Regions from separate parts of the Mus musculus genome. Here regions 1 and 2 are each linked to region 3. The links are chromatin loops, found by intact Hi-C in ENCODE. Cell type or tissue: left cerebral cortex. All regions are shown on one strand. Links, peaks and the distances in the headings refer to the core of each region. The heading gives the core; the rest is flanking DNA. Region 1 holds the start of Abhd11os (abhydrolase domain containing 11, opposite strand). Region 2 holds the start of Abhd11 (abhydrolase domain containing 11). Region 3 holds the start of Baz1b (bromodomain adjacent to zinc finger domain, 1B).

The links. A loop is a pair of places that touch in the nucleus more often than their neighbours do. Peaks named below come from ENCODE experiments on the same cell type or tissue, not always from the same donor. Only the 100,000 strongest peaks of a DNase experiment are listed, where the experiment ranks them.
Region 1: a loop joins it to region 3, with 3 times the contacts of the local background. A loop is called at or near these places in 18 of 42 quality-filtered maps.
Region 2: it touches region 3 in a loop (3-fold over the local background); 18 of 42 quality-filtered maps call a loop at or near these places.

Annotation. Positions count from the first base shown.
Region 1 is chr5:135,012,330-135,019,134 of GRCm38, forward strand. It overlaps Abhd11os (abhydrolase domain containing 11, opposite strand), which reads right to left and starts at 828. Exons shown (of 4, transcript NR_026688.1): 1 at 756-828; 2 at 365-459; 3 at 101-221; 4 at 1-3. In left cerebral cortex, for the core only: CTCF peaks have their summits at 3,347 (motif pointing right) and 4,213 (motif pointing right); a DNase peak (open chromatin) is centred at 3,339.
Region 2 is chr5:135,003,796-135,011,777 of GRCm38, forward strand. Abhd11 (abhydrolase domain containing 11) reads left to right here and starts at 5,504. Exons shown (of 6, transcript NM_145215.2): 1 at 5,504-6,044; 2 at 6,187-6,322; 3 at 7,092-7,265; 4 at 7,415-7,585; 5 at 7,689-7,870. The coding sequence starts at 5,917. It also overlaps the pseudogene Rps29-ps. In left cerebral cortex, for the core only: CTCF peaks have their summits at 4,288 (motif pointing right), 4,988 and 5,604; DNase peaks (open chromatin) are centred at 4,607, 5,245, 5,906 and 6,067; H3K4me3 peaks cover 2,294 bases; H3K27ac peaks cover 2,002 bases.
Region 3 is chr5:135,181,713-135,189,694 of GRCm38, forward strand. Baz1b (bromodomain adjacent to zinc finger domain, 1B) reads left to right here and starts at 5,611. Exons shown (of 19, transcript NM_011714.2): 1 at 5,611-6,044. The coding sequence starts at 5,938. It overlaps Bcl7b (B cell CLL/lymphoma 7B), which reads left to right. Exons shown (of 6, transcript NM_009745.2): 6 at 1-140. In left cerebral cortex, for the core only: CTCF peaks have their summits at 2,042, 4,100 (motif pointing right), 5,439 (motif pointing left) and 5,673; DNase peaks (open chromatin) are centred at 5,187, 5,418, 6,070 and 6,328; H3K4me3 peaks cover 2,219 bases; H3K27ac peaks cover 2,695 bases.

The DNA of each region.
Region 1 (6,805 bases), core at 1,029-6,028, 170 kb before region 3:
TTCCTGGGCACGGGAGAGAGAGCAGGTCCGAGGCAATCCCTGGGGACGGAGGGGCGGAGGGGCGTCTTCCAAGACTCCCGACTCAGAGGCTCCACCCTACCTCCCAGGCCTCCACCTCCTGTTTCAGCTTCAGTTTCTCCTGCAGGACCTCCAGCAGCTGAGCCTCCACTGTGCGCAGCCTGGCTCGACAGGAGTCCAGCTCCTCTTCCACCGCGCGCTTCCTACAGGCAGTGGGGGATGGGGGTGGGGGTGTTCCAGTGGCTGTCTTCTGGAAATATCTGGAGCCCCCTTCCTCTCCTCTAGTAGGAGTGAGTCCCCACTTCCCCCTCCTCCACCCCACCCCCACCCCCAGAGTTTCTCTCACTTAGCAATGGCTTCATCCCTCTCCTGCAGTACTTGCTCCAGGGAAGGTTCCGCCCGGGTGTCCCCCAGTGCTCCTGCCGCTTGGGATTCTGGGTTCTGTTGGGGAGTGATGGATGAGGAGGCAGTGACCTGGGGCTTGTCAGAAGGAGAAGCCTCACCCTGGGTCCTTCTGCCCTGCCTCTGCCCTGCCTCATGCTATTTCCACTCAGTTTTACCACCCTTTGCCTCCAGGGGGTGCTGCGCCGGCATCTTGTAAAGGAGACCCTTAGTCTGGCTAGCCGGGAAGTAGACTATGGGACTTTGCAGAATGGACAGTGTTTGAAGCTCCTGAGGAGAAAGGAGTTCCCACACAGCCCTACAGAAATGCTACTGAGTGCTCTGGAGTCGCTTACCTTTCTATGAGCTTAGAGAGTCAAGGCCTGGTGACTGAGACTTGTCAGTTGGTAGAGGCTAGAAGACAGAGCCCTTTGCCCTTCCAGGCAAGGCACTCCCTAGCAGACTCCACCTACAGGAGGACAGCCTGGGGCAAGGAGCAAGTGCACCTCCCTCTTAACACCTTGGAAGGCCCCAAGCCTTTTCCCCAATTCTTGCCGTCTGTCGCCTCCAGGGGGCGCTCCACCCGTGTCTCAGAGGAACAGACAACCTAGGTTTAGTTTAGTTGTAATGCCAAGCATCAGGCAGTGTCTCGTCTAGTCTCCGCCCCCCCTCGCCCCCCCCCCCCGCCCTGCCACGAGGGGTTGACTCTGTGCTAGTTCTTCAAGGAATCATCTGCCCCCAGAATTCTTTTTTTTTTTTAATTAAAGATTTATTTATTATTATATGTAAGTACACTGTAGCTGTCTTCAGACACACCAGAAGAGGGAGTCAGATCTTGTTACAGATGGTTGTGAGCCACCATGTGGTTACTGGGATTTGAACTCTGGACCTTCGGAAGAGCAGTCGGGTGCTCTTACCCACTGAGCCATCTCTCCAGCCCGCCCCCAGAATTCTTATCCCACCTCAAGAGGAAAAAAACAAAAACCCAAGGAACCAGGCATGCTTACCATTTTATTTTTTTTGTTTTGTTTTGTTTTGTTTTGTTTTTCAAGACAGGGTTTCTCTATGTCACCCCGGTTATCCTCTGTAGATCAGGCTGGCCTTGAACTCAGAGACCCACCTACCTCTGCCTTCTGAATGCTGGGAATAAAGGCGTGCGCCTCCACCGCCTGGTTCATTACCAATAGCTTGAATCCCATCTTACCTTTATGCTGTTACTAGTATACCCCAAACACGCAGTGCCTGGGAAGCAGTCTAACTGAACTCAGCATTTCCAAGCTGAGGGACTTTTGTTTGTTTTGAGATAGGGCTTCTCTGTGAGACACCACTGCTTGACTCTAAAATGACCACCAATCCATATTGGAAATAGAAAAATACTTTTGAGATTTTGAGCATCTCTTTTGTTGTTGTTTATTTGTTTTTGGTTTTCTCTGTATAGCCCTGGCTGTCCTGGACCTCACTCTGTAGACCAGGCTGGCCTCGAACTCAGAAATCTGCCTCCCAAGGGATTCTACTAGGCAGGGGCTCTACCACTGAGCCACGCCCCCAGCCTCTCACTGGGGGATTCTAGGCAGATGCTCTACCATTGAGCCATACCCCAGCCCATAATATAGCATTTTGTATAAGGGACTTGAGCATCTCAGCATCCTAAGATTGGATAATGGTAGAGAGGTTTTTGTTTTTTGTTTTTTGTTTTGTGTGGCCTTAGCTATCCTCTGTAGACCAGGTTGACCTTGAATTTAGAGGAAACTCTGCCTCCTGAGTGCTTTGGTTTATTTATTTATTAATTTATTTATTTAATCTATGTATACGAGTACACTGTAGTTGTCCTCAGACACTCCAAAAGAGGGCATCAGATCCCATTACAGATGGTTGTGAGCCATCATATGGTTGCTGGAAATTGAACTTGGGACCTCTGGAAGAGCAGTCAGTGCTCTTAACCACTGAGCCATCTCTCCAGCCCGGTTTACACCTGTAATCCTGTACTCGGAGGCAGAGGCAGATCTCTTGAGTTTGAGGCCCACCTGGTCTACAGAGCTGAACTGAGTTATGTTGAACTAGGTCCCGCTCTTTCCCCCAGACAGGGTTTCTTTGTGTAGCCCTGGCTTTCCTGGAACTAGCTCTGTAGAGGCAAAATCACATTGAAAGTCTTCTCAGAAACTACATGGAAGATGCATTCTAGGGCTGGTGAGATGGCTCAGTGGTTAAGAGCACCGACTGCTCTTCCAAAGGTCCTGAGTTCAAATCCCAGCAACCACATGGTGGCTCACAACTGTCTGTAATGGGATCTGATGCCCTCTTCTGGTGTGTCCGAAGACAGCTACCGTGTACTTACATATAATAAATAAATAAATCTTTTTTTAAGAAAAAGATGCATTCTAAAGATAGGATATATGTGTTACTCTTTTTCCCTCTCTTCTGAATCTGGGAAAACGCACATATACATTAAAAAGAAAAGAAATTGCTTTACAGTTTTTTACCTCTTCATTTGTGTTTCCTTATGCCATATCAAAAACATTCCTTCGTAATACAGGGGTAGCTCGGTGGCTGAGCCCTTGTTGCAGAGTTCAGTTCTCAGCACCCTTGTCCGGTGGCTCAAGACTTCGTGTACTTCCAGCCCCAGAGGATCCGATACCTCCAAAGGCATCCATGCACACAATAAACACCTTGTGGGTGTAGCTCAGCAGTAGAGCATCTGCCTAGAATTCCCCCTACTGAGGGGTGACTTGGTAATAGGGTGCATGTGTGAGACTCTGGGGTTTATCCCCAACTCAAAAACCACGTTGGGGGTAAAGCTTCCTCCTCCTTCTCCAGGCACATTCAGCCCCTTATACTTCTCTGTCTCCCTCTTTCACTGGCAGCGGGGGGTGTCACTGCCAGGGTGTCTTTGCCGCCACCTTCTGAAGGGAAGGCAGCTAGACAAGCGAAGCAGTACCACCTTTGGCCTGAAGGTGGCAGCAGCCCCCAAGAGCAAAGATCCCATGAGCTGCCCCTACTCCCTCAACGTGTGAAATGGAAACCCTCCCCAGGGTGGTGGGCAATTCCCAGGGTTCCTTTGTAAAAAATATCTGTTCACCTGACTCCGCATGTGCTTTCTGCTCACTCTATCTAGTGACACCTCTGGAATCAAGGGGCATGACCCAGTGTGGGTGGTGGTGGTAGCGGCACTGGCATGGAATCCCAGCATTGGAGAGGTGAAGGCCGAAGAAAAAGGAATTCAAGATCATCCTTGGTTACATATCAAGGTTAAGGCCATAGCAGGCATAGTGGCCAAGCCTTTAATCCTAGGACTCAGAGGCAGAGACCAGCCTGGTCTACACAGCGAGTTCCAGAATAGTCAAGGCTACACAGAGAAACCTTGTCTCAAAAACCAAAGAGGAGGGAAGGAAGGGAGGGATGGAGGGAAGGAAGAAAAAGTAGGAAGAGGCTAGCCTGGGGTAAATGAGACACCGACTCTACAGGTGTTTTCCAGCCCAACCCTCATCTGAACTCCAGGGCATACTTGTCTGCTGGCTTTCCCATGGAGCTGTGATGGAGAGCTCAAATTTAAGAATACCAACCACAGTCCAGTGATATCCTTTCCCCTGTGGCATCCTAATCCTCCCCCTCCCTCCCCACTCCCCGTCTGTCTCTCTGCCCTGTGAGATAGGCACCCTGAATGGCCTTGGCTGTTGTGGAACTCACTGTGTAAACAAAGCTGACCTTGAACTAGGTCGCTGCCTTCTGCATTTGCCTTCCCAGAATTGAGGTTAAAGGTGTGAGCTACACACAGTTTTATTTTGAATTTTAAGTTTATGAGTATTTTGCCTGATGCCTACAGAGGCCAGAAGAGGGCGTCAGAGCTGCTCTTCCTTATGGGAGCTGAGACCCAAACCCAGGTCTTCTGAAAGATCGGCAGGTGCTCATTTTTTTATCAATCAATCTATTTATCTATCTATTGGGCTTTTTTTTTTAATATTTATTTATTTATTTATTTATTTATTTATTTATTTATTTATTTATTATATGTAAGTACACTACTGTAGCTGTCTTCAGACACTCCAGAAGAGGGCATCAGATTTCGTTACGGATGGTTGTGAGCCACCATGTGGTTGCTGGGATTTGAACTCAGGGCCTTTGGAAGAGCAGTCAGCACTCTTAACCGCTGAGCCATCTCACCAGCCCCCTATTGGGCTTTTTTTAAAGACAGGGTTTCTCTGTATATTCATTTTTTTGTTGTTTTATATATTCATTTATTCATTTTGAGTCAGGGTTTTTCTGCACAGCCCTGGCTGTCCTGAAACTCACTCTGTTGACCACTCCGGCCTTAAATTCAAGGGATCTGTCTGCTGAGTGGTGGGATTAAAGGCATGCGCCACCATAGTCTGGCTTAATTTTCTTTTTAATTTTGTGGATGTGGGTCTGTGCCATAAGTGTGGGTGCCAATGGAAGCCAGAGATGTTGGATCCCCTGGGGTTGTAGTTACAGGTGCTCATGAGCCGTCATGTTGAACTGAGGACTGAACTCAGCTCCTCCGCAAGAGCAGCACTCTCTGTTAACCTCTGAGCCATCTCTCAGGTCCTGGACTACTTTAAAATACACACACACACTATAATAAAAGCATTTATTTATGTATTTATTTACCTTTCAAGACAGGGTTTCTCTGTACAGCCCTGACTGTATTCTGGAACTTGCTTTGTAGACCAGGCTGGCCTTGAACTCACAGAGATCCACTTACTTCTGTCTCCCAAGTGCTGGAACTAAAAGGCATGTGCCACCACTGCCTAGCAACTCTTTTTTAAAAAGGACAATAACCAGGCTGGCGAGATGGCTCAGCGGTTAAGAGCACTGACTGCTCTTCCGAAGGTCCTGAGTTCAAATCCCAGCAACCACATGGTGGCTCACAACCATCTGTAATGGGATCTGATGCACTCTTCTGGTGTGTCTGAAAACAGCTACCGTGTACTTACATAGAATAAATAAATAAATCTTAAAAAAGAAAAAAAGGACAGTAACCATTATTCAAATACTGAGTTCTGTTGGCCCCACCTTTAGTAGGTGTTACAATCCAGCTCTTTCTTTCACCACCGTTGTCTGCCACCCTGCCTTCAGGACACAGCTTATGTGTGTTCCTCCCCTCAACCCCTGTCAGCCTGTTAACCTGAAACAATCCTGTTAAAGCCTATGGTGGACTCTACCCATGCCTCTTCTGCCCAGCAATGATAGGCTAAGATCGCTTGAAGCTTCTTGAGCCCACTTCCTCCATGGACTCTGGCTTCATCTCTTCCGAGGTCTTCCTTACCCACAATGCCCCAGGCTTCCTCACTTCCCTGATGTCCCACACACATGCTAGACACTCTTCCTGGTCACTGCTGTGGTACATACTGTCCCCTCAGCCCCAAGCGCTCTTCCCTGCATGGTTTACCCCTCCCCTCCTGAAATTTCCTCAAAAGCTGTCTTCTCAACAGAGACCATTTATTTCAAGTGGGAGCGGGGCTGGACATGATGTCGCCCGCCTTCAGTCCCACCCTGCACTGGGAGGCAGAGGTTAGGGTTCTTTATGAGTTTGGGGCCAGCCTGCTCTACATAGCAAGTTCCAGGCCAGCCAAGGCTACATGCTGAAACCAGAGCTATGCGATGAGATTCACTTTGGGCGACATGAAACTCTTGATTTATTTACTTATTTGTTTGTTGTTTTAGTTTTTGGAGGCAATCTCTGTGTGTAGCCCTGGCTGTCCTGGAACTTGCTCTGTATGTAGATCAGGTTAATCTCAAAACCAGTGATCCCTTTGTGTCCGCCTAAGGAGTGCTGGGATTAAAGGCATGCCCCACCAGGCCTCCTAGTTGAGACTCTGAGTTAAAGAATATAGACATCAAAAGGACCTGGTGGAGGTGGGGAGAGGTTGGCTCAGTCAGTGAAGTGCTTGTTTTGAAGTGTGAGGATCAGTTGGATCATCAAAACCCACTTGAGAAAACTAGGAATGGTGGCACGTCCTTGTAGGCACAGTGCTGGGGAGATGGAGGCAGGAGGATGCCTGGCCAGAGAGTATCACCTGCTTAGTTCCAGAGCAGTGACCAACTCTATCTCAAAAGTGTGTATATGGAGGTGTGGGGTGGGGCCTGGGGGTGGGGGTGGCTGGAGAATTGGCTCAGCAGTTAAGAGCACTGTCTGCTCTTGCAGAAGACCAGGGTTCAACTCCTAGCAACCACATGGCAGCTCAACGTTGTCTATTCTCCAGTCCCAGGGAATCTGATGCTCTCCTTTGGTCTCCTTGGACACCATGCATGCATGTGCTGCCCATGTACACCTGCAGACAAAATACCCACACACACTTTTTTTTCTGAGACAAGGTTTTGTTATGTAGCCCTGGCTGTACCAGAACTAGCTCTGTAGCCCAGGCTGCCTCAAACTCAGAGATCTGCCTGC
Region 2 (7,982 bases), core at 1,912-6,911, 180 kb before region 3:
GAAGAAGAAGAAGAAGAAGAAGAAGAGGCGGCAGCAGCTGGGAGGTGGTGATATATGTCTCTTTAATCCCAACATGAAAGGCAGAGGCAGGTGGATGTCTCTGAGTTTGAGGCCAACCCAGGCTACACAGAGTTCCAGGACAGCCAGCTCTGTTAAAGAGAGAAACCCCTTTCTCAAAAACACAAACAAACCAAAAAAAAAAAAAGTTTGGGTTTAAGAGGGGAGCTGGGAATGTAGCTCCGTTGGTGAGTTCCTACTAAGCACGAGGGAAGTCTTGGTCCCTCCCCAGCTCTGCATAAAGCAGGTATGGCAGCACACACTTATGAACTTGTGATCCCAGCACTGTAGAAGGGGAGGCTGGAGGATCAAGAGTTCAAGGCAATCCACCCTATATGAAAGAAGAAAGAAAGAAAGAAAGAAAGAAAGAAAGAAAGAGAGAGAGAGAGAGAGAGGGAGGGAGGGAGGGAGGGAGGGAGGGAGGGAGGGAAGGAAGGAAGGAAGGAAGGAAGGAAGGAAGGAGGGAAGGAGGGAAGGAGGGAAGGAAGGGAGGAAGGAGGGAAGGAAGGAAGGAAGGGAAGGGAAGGGAGGGAGGGAGGGAGGGAGGGAGGGAGGGAGGGAGAGTCTGAAGATTTGTTGCCCTTTCAGAGGAATCAGGTTCAATTCCCAGCACCCACATGGTGGTTCACAATCATCTGTCCATACACCAAGGATCCACTGTCTTCTGGCCTCCCTGGGCACTGGACATGCACATGGTACACAGACATATATGCAGGCAAAGTACCCATACAATACAATAAAAAAAAATGAGGGGCTGGGGAGATGGTTCAGCAGTTAAGAGCTCCGACTGCTCTTCTGAAGGTCGTGAGTTCAAATCCCAGCAACCATATGGTGGCTCACAACCATCCATAATGAAATCTGATGCCCTCTTCTGGGGTGTCTGAAGACAGCTACAGTGTACTTACATATAATAAATAAATAGATCTTTTTTAAAAAATGAGATAAAGTAAAATGAAAATAGAGAAACCTACAAGCAAATTCAAGGAAAGGAAAGAAAAAGACCAACCTCTCCCAGCTTTTGGATCATACAGAGCTTAGGTGTCCCTGTTAAGCATCTAATAACTCTCCATGGCCAACACATCAAGCATACTCAGCCCAGTGCGGATTCTTTGTGAGCTCGGAATAGAAGGAAGTAGCTCCCCTTCCCTGGAGGGAAGCCTGGGAGTTAGAACATGGTCTGTTTCAGCCTTGTCCTGAAGGGTGGAGGAAAGATGGGCCCGCGTATCCCTGGTCAGTCTCCTGTTAGTTGGTACTTGACTGGACACCTAAGGAAATTTTGCCTAAGTATTTCTTCAGCCCTCTTCAGTACGCCACATTTTTTGTGTAGGGGGCTAGAGTTTGAACTCAGGAAATCATGAATTAACAGGGCAAGGACTCCACCACTGAGCTGTATTCTTTTGTTTTTGTTTGCTTGATTGATTGTTCGAGACAGGGTCTCTATAAGCCTGACTATCCAGGAATTTCCTTTGTAGACCCGAGACCCGATGTGCACTGTGCACATTCAGTACCCCTGGAAGCCAGAAGAGAGCATTGGATCCCTGGAACTGGAGTTAGTGACAGTTGTGAGCTGCTATGTGGGTGCTTAGAAATGAAGCCAGTTCCTCTGGAAGAGCAGTCAGAACTTGCATCTGCTGGGCCATCGCCCCAGCCCCTTGGAGGTCCTTTAGTAGACTTAAATTATAGTCAAATCCTTTGTGAATGTGGGCTAGAAATGAGTAGTGTCAGGCTGAGTATGGTGGCACATGCCTTTTGTCTCAGGGATGCAGAGGCAGGAGGATCTCTGAGTTGGAGGCCAACCTAGTCTATGGAGCTAGTTCCAGGGCAGCCAGGGCTACACAGAGAAACCCTGTCTGGAAAATAAAAGTTAAAGTGTGGATGCTTGGTGAGAGAGACAGCAGTTAACATTGTATCCTAAAACAGGGCGAGGCTTGGTGGCTCAGGTCTATAATTCCTGTTATCCATGGGGCTAAGTGAGAGGGCCAGATGTTCAAGGCCAGTATGGGTTGATTAGTAAGACTCTGTCTCAAAGTCAAAGGTAAAAAGAGGGCTAGGAGGCCCTAAGTTCAATCCTTGGTACCATTCAAAAATAAAGGATATGATTTAGTGGCTGCACTTGCAGAGGACCTAGGTTTGATTCTTAGCACCAACATGGTGGCTCACGGTCATAATTCCAGTCCCAGGAGATCTGATGTCCTATTCTGGTACATTCAGGCACCAGACAGGCATGTGGTACACAGACATGCATGTAGGCCAAACACATATACACATCCCATAAAATACAGCAAAATATATTTAAAGGGCACAGGATCGCAGGAGGAAGAAAAGCCACATGCTCTCTGTCATACGCAAATCTAGCCAATAAAATATGTAGATATGCAACATATGTACACGTGAGAACCAGAGGAACATAAATGGGAGTGGGGTGGGGTGGTGGTGGCATACGCTTTTAATCCCAAAACACAGGAGGCAGGTGGATCTCTGAGTTTGAAGCCAGCATGGTCTACAGAGTGAGTTCTAGGACAGCCAGGGCTACACAGAGAAATCCTATCTCAAAAAACCAAAAAGAAGAAGAAGGAGAAGAAAGAAAGAAAGAAAGAAAGAAAGAAAGAAAGAAAGAAGGGAGGGAGGGAGGGAGGGAGGGAGGGAGGGAGGGAGGGAGGGAGGGAGGGAGGGAGGGAGGGAGGGAGGGCATGCCTTTTCCCTCCTTGGGCGTCTGAAGGCAAGGTGGGTCACCAGCAGCTCTACCTGGAGTCACCCACGGAAGGTCAGCCAGGGTTCCCGCTCTTGCTGTATCTGCTCTAACCACCACGGTCTGATCCACAAATACGGGCTGAACATGTGCCGCCAGTGCTTCTGTCAGTACTCAAAGGACATAGGCGTCATTAAGTTGGACTAAGCGACCTTGAATGGATTGTTCGACTAACTACCAAGTGGAACCGATCATGCTAGTCTTTGTGCACAAAGAATAAAAATGTGAAGAACTTAAGAAAGAAAGAAAGAAAGAAAGAAAGAAAGAAAGAAAGAAAGAAAGAAAGAAAGAAAGAGCATGCAAATATAGGTCACAAGAAAGGACTGAATGCAGGCACTGGACACAAAAACTGGAAGAGGATACAAAGATAACTGTTTTCTAGTTCTAACTCTGTCACGGATCTTTAGGTTTTGATAGTGAATAAGTGCAGAAAGCATATTTTTTGATACTGAAAGTATAAAATGTATTGTGTGAGAGGGATTTGCTTATTTATAAATCACTTTATAACACAGCGTTTATTCAATAGATAACCATAGAAAGATAATCTAAGGCAGGCAGGTGTGGTGATGCAGGCTTGGACACTCAGTGTGGATCATGCAACAGGATCATGCATAAGCTCTGGACCGACACACACATGTGAGGGCACCTTGGGTTGCATACTGATATCCTGTCTCAAAACAGAACAAAAACAATCAAAAAGGAACATCTGGGGTTCCAGAATCTGGGAGATGGAGGCAGGAGGATCAGGAGTTCAAGGCCAGCCTAGGATACATAAGATCTTGTCTAAAATCAAGCAAAACAAACAAACAACAACCATAAACCAGTTGTCAGGTGTAGGCACGTATCTTTGATCTCAGCACTCTGGAGACAGAGGCAAATGAATCTCTGTGAGCTTGAGGCCAGCCTGGTCTACATAGTGAGTTCCAGGGCAGTCAGAGCTGTATAATAAAGAGACCCTGTCTCAAAACCAAGACAGGTTGGAGACTCAGGAATTAAGAGCACATGATGTTCTTGCTGGAGTATGGTCCCCAGGACCCACAGGGTGGCTCACAACCACCTGCAATTCCAGTTCCAGGAGATCCTATGCCCTCCTCTCAACTCTGAAGGCACAAGGTACAGGCGTGGTACACAGACATACATTCAAGCAAACACTCAGACACATAAAGCAAAATAAATAAATCTGTGTGTGTGTGTGTGTGTGTGTGTGTGTGTGTGTCTAGGCAACTAGTGGCACCGAAGGCCACCAGCGCTGACAAAGAACAAAAGGGACCTAAGAGCCAGAGGCTTGGTGCCCGGCTGAGGATGCTGGGAAGGACTCTGGAGGGTTTGAAGTGCTACTTCAGTAACAAGGAGTCCTGAAGGCGCCCCAGCAGATGTGTTTGCTATGACCAAACCAGCTCCGGAACTGCTAAAGGATGGACCGCAGCAGAAGAGGGCTGCGGGGACTTTCCCTAGACTATGAGGGGAGACAGCAGGGGGCAGGCTTTCTGGGGGAAATGGGTGCAGAATGCGGTGCAGTCTGGGCAGAGGGTTGCCACTCTCTGCTAATGGCGGGTTGTTAATGAGGGCTCTTTCTTCCTTCCTTTTTTCTTTTTTGAGACAGAGTTTTTCTATGCATTTCTAGATGTTCTTGGACTCTTATATACAAGGCTGGCCTTGAACTCATAGAGAACCGCTTGCCTCTGCCACCAATGTGTGGGATTAAAATTGTAGCCACTACACCTGGCCCGGAGCCATCTCTATTCAGTGCAGGTAACTACAGTACAAATCCCTGGCTAAGGGTTTAATCCTGGTTTTTCAAATTGACCTGGACCAGGAACGGAAGACTGGACTAAGACTCTGGTTCTGCCTGTTGGCCCAATCCTTTGCCCTTTCTGCACCTCAGTTAATCGATTAAGTGAGGAGATCGAGCGAAAGCCCCTTCCTCCTAGGTGTTTCCTGTGAGGAGACAGAGAGACAAAGCACTCGTGCTCTGGGGAGCCTGACAGGGCTCCCAACTACGGAGCAAGGCGCCAGAGAGCTGGCGGGAGCTGGAACAAGAATCACTCCTGGCGCCTCCTGACCATGCCGGAGGCACAGAGAGCATGGTACCCACCCAGGGCGGTGCCTGAGGACAGAGGAGCAGGCCAGGTGGGGTCCGCTCGCCAGCCGAGAAAGGACTTCTCAGTTTGCTAGGGACACGCCCCACACTTGCGCCTCGAACTGAGGACCTCTGATCGCCAGTAGGGAAACACTAGAAGACTAAGAAGCTCTTAAAAGAAGAGGCGTGGCCTACGACGTTGTCAAGGGGTTCAGGGAAGTGTGCACAGAACCCGGCAGGATTACGTAATGGCGCAAAAGCCGGTGCCACAATCGGGTAGCTCCGCCCAAGGCGTGGTCAAGGAGTCCAATTCCGGGAGCTAGAGCAGTTTAAAATGTTGCGAAACCGTGCAAGGGCCTCTTACAGCCCCGCCTACGATAGGGCGTGGCCAAGGAACTGAACTCGCAGATGCATGCAAAGTGGGAATTACGTAATGATGCAGGAGGCGGTCCCAGAGTCCCCGGTGGCTCCGCAAGGTGTGGCTAAGAAGCCTACGTCCGGGTGCCTGGCAGTGGCTACGACGGTTGAGTGACGGTGCGAAGAACAAGCCAGTTGGTGACCCCGTCCAGGGCGTGGCAGGGGCTCACAGATCTAAAGGGGATTGTATATTGTCCCAGAGGAGGGACCAGTCCCACGTAGCGCTTCCCTGGTCCTGGTCGGGAACTGGTCTCTAAGCGGCTCACAGCGTCTGTAGGAATTGCGTAGTGGCGCAAGGGGGCAGGGCTAGCGCTGTATGGCTACGCCCAGCCTGTTACCAAGCCAGCTAGTCCTACAGACCAGGCTCAAAGTGGCTGCAGGAAATGTGTAACGTGCAAGGGCTGGGGTCGTCTAGCGGCTGCGTCCAAGAAGCTTCTGCTTTGGGAGGGGGCTGAACTGACTCCGGGAATACATTAGACCACGTGGCCTAAAGTGGCGCCTCGATGGGGGGGGGGCGGGGGAAAAGGCGGAGCCCTAGTTGGAATAGACAGGGCTCTGAAAGGCGGAGCGTGCGCAGGACAGCCCTAGGAAGCACACTTTGCGGGCTGTGGGCATGCTCCGCTGGGCGCGAGCGTGGAGGGTCCCCCGTGGGGTACTCGGTGCCTCCTCTCCCAGGCGTTTGGCGGTTCCTGTCACGTTCTGTAGCAGCCGCAGTAGTGGCCAAGAAAACGCCGATCTGAGGTCAGCCAAGGGCACTGGGAGGGTTGTTCTCCACTGGTCCACTTCGCACGCGGCTTAGCTGGCCCCGCCTCTCCTTTGGCCTCGCCCCTTTTTTCTTTCACTCTCTCCTCCCCCTTACTCCATGGTGGCCCCCACCTTCCAGGCCGCTGCCGCTGTCTTATAATCTTCTAGATGGAGACGCGACACTCCCAGCCATCGTCTTTTTGCATGGGCTCTTCGGCAGCAAAACCAACTTCAACTCCCTCGCCAAGGCAATGGTTCAGAGGACTGGCCGGAGGGTGAGCTTCCGGATGGGGCGGTGCATGGGTGGGCGGGGGCTAAGGGGTAAGGCTGAGGGCAGTGGACCTAGTTTCAATCACTCAGGTCTGGGCTCTTGGTGACCTGAAAATGGAAAGTTTCAGTGCCCAGTAAACCGTAAAACATCTATGAAGAGGCCTGGTCCTGTAAGATGCCCCACAGTTAGTCCATTTATGTTACTGAGACATAACAGGTCTCTTTGTCAGGTCCCAAAGAAACTTGGGACAATTTTGTGGCACCTACTAGCATGCCAAAGCACACTCTAGCCTCCTGGCTTACTCAGTACGAGTGGCAGCTCTCTGCTCTTGTTACCCCCGACCCCTTACTATAAACCTTTCCAGTCCAGAGGCTTCCCGTCCCCCAGCGTCTCTTTCCTGTTAACCCAGCCATTTAAGCCATTTGCTCCCTGACTACTCTGATCCTCCTTTGGTCTGCATGCCCTCTCTCCTTGGCACCTGAAGTTCTCATTTGATCTCCACATGTACACCATGGCACGTGCTTGCGAAGATATAACTTGCGCACATGCATACATGTGTGTATATAATAAAGCAACTAAGGAAGTTGCTCAATATTAACCTCTGCACGTGCGCATGCGCGCGCGCACACACACACACACACACACACACACACACACATACACACACATACTTATGTCTCCAGACTTCTCTCCCTAGCTGCTCTGTGGACCCTATCAGGCTTTTCGTTGTCTGTAGTCAAAGTAACACCATTCCTGTTTCACCCCCATCGCAGGTGCTGACGGTGGATGCCCGGAACCACGGTGACAGCCCCCACAGTCCAGACGCAAGCTATGAGGCCATGAGTCAGGACCTTCAGGGCCTCCTTCCACAGCTGGGTCTGGTGCCCTGCGTCCTCGTTGGCCACAGCATGGGAGGAAAGACAGCCATGCTCCTGGCACTGCAGAGGGTAAGCTACACCTATCTGGGTCCTCTTAATGCACTCTAAGCCCATTGATAACGTGGGACTCATCCACACTTTGGATGGCCAGGTCCAGAAACTCTGCTGGCGGCTCAGAGTTTGTCTGGGACCTGCTCTGGTCTGATTCTGTCTCCCAGCCAGATGTTGTGGAACGATTGGTTGTTGTAGACATAAGCCCGGTAGGAACCACACCTGGATCACACATTGGAGCCTTCATAGCAGCCATGAAGGCTGTTGAGATCCCAGAGAAGGTGCCGCACTCCCAAGCCCGAAAACTGGCGGATAAGCAGCTTAGTTCGGTTGTCAAGGTGACGCACGCCCCCCCCCCCTTTCCCCATGGTGTGTGTCAGAGGAAAAGTGGTGGGTGGGCCTCACAGGGAGCCCCTTCACAGCTGCCAGGTCTCCCCACAGGAAGCGGGCATTCGGCAGTTCCTGCTCACTAACCTGGTAGAGGTGGGTGGGCGATTCTCCTGGAGACTGAACTTGGATACGTTAGCTCAGCACTTGGACAAGATAATGACCTTTCCTCAGCAACGTGAACCCTACTCGGGGCCAACTCTCTTCCTGCTTGGTGGAAATTCTACATATGTACAGTAAGCCGGTGTGGGACCATAGGAAGGGGCATGCTTTGCCCACCACCAGCTATGGGAGCCTGCGTGGGCTAGGGGAGGCGGGGTATCTGGGAGCCTGGCAATACCACTGCGC
Region 3 (7,982 bases), core at 1,724-6,723:
TTTAATTAAACTTTATGATTTTATTTTTTGTCTGAAAAAAGAAAAGTTTAAGAAAATGGAAATGGGTAACAGCAAGTGAAGACCTATTTTAGCACTGAATAGAGTATTTTTAAAATTAAACTTTGAAATATGTCTTGTTAGTACTTGACAGCTTCTTTCTACAAAGTTATGGGAGCTGAGTTGGGTGGGTGAGTGGTTGTGACAGCATCCTGTCCACTGGATGCCCTTTCAAATGTAAATGCTTTCAAGGCTGCCCGGCCTGGAATGCCAGCCCTCAAGAGCCTGAGGCGGGAGAATCTGGAGGTTTGGACTCGGCTTTCTGAGAAAACCCTGCCTCAGGAAAATAGACAAAGAAAATAGGCTTGAGAAAATGGTGCAGTGGGTAAAGCGTTTTACCTGGGGAGAGTGAGGACGATTTCCAGCCCCACCTAGGTAAGGCCAGATAGAGGACTGCCGTCCATTATCCCTGTGTTCCTATGTGAGGTGGGAGTCAGAAACAGACTTCCTGGGAGCTCAAGGGCCAGCTAACCTGGACTACACAGATGACCAAATGACAGTGGAAGGCAAGGACCAAACTTGAGGTGATCTTTTGACCTCCATATGAACCCTGGTACACGTGCTGACACTCATGTGAACACCCGTCATACGTGAGGATCTAGTGTATGTATGTATGTATGTATGTATGTATGTGCATGCATAAGTTCTATACATCCATTCCTAGGCAGGAGAGAGAGGTGGCTTGGTGGTTACAGGCAGCACGTACTGCTCTTACAGACGATCTGAGCTGAGTTCCCAGCACCTGCAGCATGGTTCATGACCAGAGGGGTTCTACCTTCCATACCACTTGAAACAAGGCACACTAGTGTACTTGTGGCACTGGAGATGGGTAGGCAGGAAGACCAGGGTCAGCCCTAACATGGTGGCACATGCCTTTAATCTCAGCACTTGAGAGGTAGAGGCAGGAGAATTTCTGTGAATTCAAGGCTGGTCTACATAGTTCTAGGTCAGCCAGAGCTACACTCTGACTCAAGAAAAAAGAAAGAAAGAAAAGAAAAGTTTAGGATGATCCTTTAGGCCAGCCTAGATTCCAAAGGACCCTGTCTCACAAACGAAGAAGGAACTGGAAACTCAGTTCCGCAGTTGAGAGCACTCCTTTAGAGCGGACTCGGGTTCAATTCCCAGAACCCACATGGATGCTAACAATGAAGGGTAACTTCAGTCCCAGGAGCTATGACATCTGCTTGTGGCCTCTGAGAGCGTGGCACACCTGTAGTGCAGTCATAAACAGAGACTAAACACTCATCCACATAAATAGTAAAACTTGGCCGGGCATAGTGGCATGCACCTTTAATCCTAGCACTAGAGAGGCAAAAAGCAAGTGACTGTGGGTTTGAGGCCCTGGTCTACAGAGTTCCAGGGCAGCCAGAGCTACATCTTGGAACTCTCTCAAAAGTAAATAAGATAATAACAAAAGATTCAGCTTGGTCATGTAGCTTTAAATGGCGCTTTTCCCGGCAGGAAACCAGCGACTGCTAACTGGGGAGCAGACACAGGAGGAGGTCTGTAGAGGATCCCTAGAAACTGCTGGCTTCAATCTCTGTCCTTTAGTATTAATTTGTTTATTCAAATGGGACAGAGCCTACATGGAATGAGTAATCATGCTAAAATTATGATTTACAAAGAAAAAAAAATAGTTGCACTGGGGGTGTAGCTCAGCTGGTAGAGAGAGCTTGCCTCTCATTCGAGAAGCCTCGAGTTGGACAGAGGCCCTGAACAGCAGAAATGGGGCAGCACACCACACCTGTGAGCCAGGCTCTGGGTGGCGAAACCAGAAGATGAGAGGTTTAAGGTCATTTTCACAGCTTTACAGTAAGACAGGCCAGCCTGGCTTGAAAGAGATCCTGCCTCAAAAACAAATCCAAAGCCTTGAGTTGTGCATTCTGTCAGAGGTGGGGGAGGGACTCAAAGGCCTGCCCCTCCCTGGGAATCTAGGAGAGTCAAAGCTGCTGGGAGAGGGAGCAGCATCTTCAGTGGTGTGGTGGCCTGTACATAAGCCCTCATCCATGCTCCTGCTAGGGGGCAGCACAAAACGCATTCTTTCTCTCTCACTCTCTCCGCCCCCTCCCCTCCCCCCCCCCCCCCCCAGAAAAACAAACAAGGGGCTGGTTAAGAGGACTGTTTGCTCTTCAGAGGTCATGAGTTCAATTCCCAGCAACCACATGGTGGCTCACAACCATTGGTAATTAGTTCAGGACATCAAAAGGAGGTTAAGAAAAAAAAGAAAAAGAAAAACAAAAAGAAAAAAAACAAAAAACAAAAAGCAAACCCTCAAAGATAACAATAACAAAACCAACAAGACAAAACATGAAGCAAAATAATAATAATACCAAAAATAATACCAAAAACAACAAAATATGAAAGTAGGTCCCTGTAGTGGTACATGGGAGGCAGAGGCAGGGAGATTTCTGAGTTTGAGGCCAGCCTGGTCTACAGAGTGAGTTCCAGGACAGCCAGGGGCACACACAGAATCCCTGTCTCGGAAAACCAAAAACAAACCAAACCAAACCAAAATTAAAATAACAAACAAACAAACCAGGCCAGGCAGTTAATACCAGCACTTGGGAGGCAGAGACAGGAAGATTTCTGAGTTTGAGGCCAGTCTGGTCTACAGAGTGAGTTCTAGAACAGCCAGGGCTACACAGAGAAGCCCTGTCTCAAAAGAAATACACACACACACACACACACACACACATATACATATTTATTATGAAAATGTTTGATGAACTCATTATTACACAAATACATATAAACAATATATGCTTTTTTTTTTTTTTTTTTTTTTTTTGAGACAGGACTTCTCTGTATAGCCCTCGCTGTTCAGGAACTCACTTTGTAGTCTCAGCACTAGTTAGCAGAAGGGACCAGGAGGAACACAAGCAGAAGTTCTCAGCTGTACCTCTCATGAGGAAGTGAAGATCAGCGAAGAGTGGATACTAACAAGCATTGCTCAGCCGGCTATCCCAGCAAGCAAGCTCAGCCTCTGTTATTGTCTGTTGAGTCCTTTGAGTTTTTTGGTGTATTTCTCTCTATGGAGTCCTGACAAATGTAGCCCAACTACAAAATATAAGGTGGACCGATACATGTGTGTCATTAGTGAAGAATCCTTCATCATATGTCCTTTCACAAGCTTGCAGAACATTCTTTCTCACATGTCTGCTTCAGTGAAACATTCCTTCACATGTTTGCCCCAGCAAAACACCATCCAACACAACTGGCTTTCCAAAGAACCCTCAAATTCCCACTTCAGATGGGTGTGCTTAGAACAATTGGAAGAAAAGATTCAGAAGGCAATGAGCAATCCAAGGTACAGAGGAGAGGTGGATGCAGCTAGGAGACTGAGGCAGGAGGCCTGTGGTTTGAGGCTGGCCTGGCTACATGGCATGAACCTGTCTCACAAAACCAGGATGGCAGTGCCAGGTGGTTCTGTCCCGGCCCAGTAAGCGCATTTTTCTTTACCTTCCCTTTTTTCTTTCATTTCTCCTTTCCTTCTTTTGCTTCCTGTCCCTACTCCACCCCCTTTATGATAGGCCATAGTCCTGCCTGACAAGTTGCCTCTCCTTCCCAGTGCTGGCATTCTGATCTTCACGACCACCTAGTATCAGATCCTCAACTCTCCAGCTTTTACTATTATTTTCTTGTGTGTGTGTCTGTGTGTGAATGTATGTTTTGCCTGTGTGTCTGTGCCCTACATGTGTACAGTGCCCAAGGAGACCAGAAGAGAGTGTCAGATCCTCTGGGACTGAACTTACAGATTGTTGTGAGCCACCATGTGGGTGCTGGGACTCAAACTCTAGTTCCCAGCAAGAGTAGCCAGTACTCTTAATTTTGAGTCATATCTCTGGCCCCAACGTTTATTTATTTATACATACATATCCTTTAATAGGATTTTAATTAATGAACTATACATTTAAATTTATTATTGTTATTGTTGGTTTCAGAGTCTCACTATGTACTTATTTATGTGAAGAGGTGGGGGTGGAGTGGGGGTGTGAAGGCATGCCCACATGCCTTCAGAGACCAAAAGAGGGCGCTAGAGCGTCTTTGACCTTTTGAACTGGAGTTAGTAATGGTTGAGAGCCATTGCATGTGGATGCTGGAATCCAACTCAGGTCTTCTGCAAGAGCAGTATGTGTTAACCTTAAGCCATCCCTTTAGGCCCATCTTTTTTAATAGTACATTTATTTTTATTTTAAATTATGTGTATGGGGGGGGTATGTATACAGGGTTGCAAGAATCTACTGCTCTGGAGTCACAGGCGATTGTGATCCTCCAACACAAAAACTGTGAATCAGACCCAGAATCTCTGGAAGAACTCTTAATTGCATGCGGAGTCACTTCTCCAGCCCCATGAGCTTAATACATATGTTTTCTAACATAGCTTTATTTATTTATTGTTATAGGGATTTGCTATTCAGCCTGTAAGACTGTAGCCCAGGTTAGTCACAAACTCACTTAGGACCGTCCAGCTTCAAAAACCTGCATCACTTAGTTGCACTATATACACACACACATATATATATATACACACACATATATATGAATGAATATAGTCTTTTACATATGTACATACAGAAAACCTTCTTTATTATTCTTCCGTTTATTTTACTTTCAAGATTTATTTTTAAATTGTGTATGTGTGCACACGTGGTGGGGGATGTTACGTGCACGTGAGTACGTGCACCTGAGGAGGCAAGAGGAATGGGAACTCCTGGAGCTGCAGCCGGAGGCAGGTTCCAGCTACCCGATGTGGGAGCTAAGAATTGAACTTGGGTCCTCTGAACGAGTACAAGATCTTAGCCCCTGAGTCTGCTCTGCGGCTCTTCCTCCACATATTTTTAAAGAAAGTTCTTCATTATCCTTCCCTGTAGTCCTTAAAAAACAGGCTGTTAATCTCCATTTCTCAATTACAGTGATGCCGCGTCGGGGAAGGTTGGGGTCCTAGTCGCCCCAATGCGGAACTTCAGTTTGGAGAGGGCCTGAGTTACTTCCCGCCCAGTACAGCTCCACCCGCGCATCCCCGGGCGTGGCCGAGCGCGGCCCCTTTAAGAAGGGGGGCGGAGCGCGAGTGGAAAGACAAAGCCCCTGGCCGCGCGCTCCCCCTCCCCCCTCCGGCGCAGCACACGGACAGTGAGTGCCCGGATGTCGGTGTCGCCGTCGGTGACAGATGGCGCAATGTCTGTATCAGTGACAGGGCTTTTTGCTCTGACCTCTTTGAGTCTTCCGCTTTTCGTCCTCCCCCTCCTACTGCTGTCCCATTACTTTTGAAGTCCGCCACTGGAGGCCCGCACGCCCGTCCCCGGCTCTTACATAACGTGACCTTTCACCTTTTCAGACTGCCCTCTGCTGCGCTGCAACTCAACTTCGCGGCTGGAGCCCAGGGGGCGGGACTCGACCTCGGAGCGGCAGCCTCTCTGAGCCAATAGGCTGCGAAGGCCGACGAGCCCTCCGCCTATCGGAGCCTCCGCCCCAGGGCGCCACGGAGAAGCAAGTTAGTCTGTGCGCTGGCCCGGCAGCGGGGGGGAGGAAGGGAATCTCCCGCCATTTTTCAATAATTTCCTCCCGTGCCCGCTGGAGAGGAGTCGTGACTGGCGGCCGCCGCGGCGGAGATCGGCGTGAGGTGAAAGGCGCCGGAAGGGGCGAGGAGAATCTCTCCGTTTTCTCCCCTCGAGGCGTCCCCCTGGCTTCCATGGCCGTGGCGCGGTCCCGCCAGCTCTGAGGGAAGCCGGAGTTCGCGCCGCCCTCTCACCCCTCCCCTCCCCCATCGCCCCGGGAGCCAGGCGCCTCGCTCGCTCGCTCGCCCCGGGGCTGCCGGGGCCTAGCGCTGCGCAGCAGAGCGGCCGAGCCTTCGGCGCTCCGTCCCCTGCCGGCGCCGCCGCGATGGCGCCGCTGCTGGGCCGCAAGCCCTTCCCGCTGGTGAAACCGCTGCCCGGAGAGGAGCCGCTCTTCACCATCCCGCACACTCAGGAGGCCTTCCGCACCCGGGAGTATCCTTTCTCCGCGCGCGGTGTGGACGCTCGGCCGCGGCTGCGCAGGGCGAGGGATGGAGATGGCGAGATGCGAATGGGCCGCGCGCGGCTCGCGGGGCAGCTGTCACCGCACGGGGCCGTCCGCGGGCCGTGATGCCCGGGGCCCTGCTTTACCCGGGCTTGGGAGCTCCGCGGCGAGATCCCTCCGGGCCGTCTCCAGCCGTCCTTCCCGGAACCGCGCGCCTCCATCCCTTTTCCCCTTACTTTGTCCCCGGGGCCTCGGTGGTGATCGCAACACCAATCCCCTCCTCCCCAACTTGGCTTCGGGCCCTAAATGACTAGGGAGGGTAGCCGGGTTCCCTTTGCGCATTTTATTTCTCTCTCCTTTCATAGAAATGAAACCGTCAAGTTTAAGTTTTTGAAATTGTACCGGCGCAGCCGCGTGATCCGGCTTGTGCAAGCCTCTACTGCGTCTTGAGTGGGCTGTGCGGGGACACTGATGTGGCTTGTGGGTTTTGTTTTTCTCCTCCGGAGTGGACTTTAGGCCAGGGATGAACTGACAGAACCGTAAATCACAAAACCTGGCATTAACTTTTTACCCACTGAAGATGGGAAGGAGCAGAAAGGTACATTGATGGTTCTGGTGGCCATTTATTTCCTAGAGAACACAGAAGTTTGACACTTAGAAGTTTCATTTTTCCGTCTTTTTTTTTTTTTTTTTTTTTTTGAGGGAGCGCTTCATGTAGCACCGGCTGGCCTCGAACTCAGAGAGGCTGGACACTGCATTCCCGATCCTGTCTGTCTGTCTGCCTGTCTCTCTGTCTCTCAATCTCTCTCTCTCTCTCTCTCTCTCTCTCTCTCTCTCTCTCTCTCTGGTACGTGAAACTGGTGTTTTAGAATACAAAGTCAGCATTTCCAATCATTACTTTAAGATTTCTTGACCAAGCATAGCCTCTTAGTTAAAAGTTGTAGTACTTCCCCCCCCCCCCCCCCCGCCCCCGGTAGGGGGAATGTTGAATCTTTTAAGGCTTATTTGTTTTTTAAAAAGCTAAGTTTCCTTACCAAACTTGCCTGTCCTGCTATCTTTACCACCCCTTTTCCTTTGGAAAGATTAGGTAAGAGCAGGAAGGATTCAAGTGAAGTATTTCAGTTTGCTCTTGGCCTTTGCCTCTTTCCTGCTTTGTTTTTTGTTGTTTCATTTTTAATTGTCTTGTAACCTAGGTTGATGTCTAAGGTAGGTGTTGGAAGCTAAGTGTGACGTTTTCCTTCCTAACTTCCCAAGTGATGGAATTGCCGATCACCTGTGTAGATTTAATAAAATGTTCTGAATATTTAGGATACTTTTACTCCCCTTCCTTTCCTCAATATTTGGGGAATTTACCGTAGGGCCCTGCACTATTAGTAAGCTCCATCCTGGGCCCTCTGGTTTTTTATTTTGAGTCAGGGCATCATTAAAATTGCTGAGACTGGCTGGGAACTCACCATGTGGCTTAGGCAGGCCTTGAACTTTTGGTTCTCCTGCTTTAGCCTCCCTAGTATCTGGGATTAATAGACCTCAGGACCAGCCAGTACAGCTTCAGCCCTTCTAGCATCAGTTCTGAAAGGCAGTGTCCACCTACAGAGATTATTTTCCACCTTTTAATTTTGTCTGTATAGATGTTTCCCTGCCTATGTGTCTATGGAGCACTGTGTGTCTGGAGCACCCTGGAGGCCAGATTTGGATTGTGAGCTACTGTGAGGGTGCTGGGGATTGAACCCAGGTTCTGTGCACTTAACCTCACTGTTGACTCTAAGCCCCAGTTGGGTTTTTGTTTTTGTTTTCTCTTTCTTTCAGTAGGGTCTCACTGTGTGGCTCTGTCAAGGATGGAACATTTTGTAGAGCAGATTGGCCTGAAACTTAAAGATCTGCCATTCCATACCTGTTCTAAGTTCTGAGATGAAAGGGTTCTTGCAGCA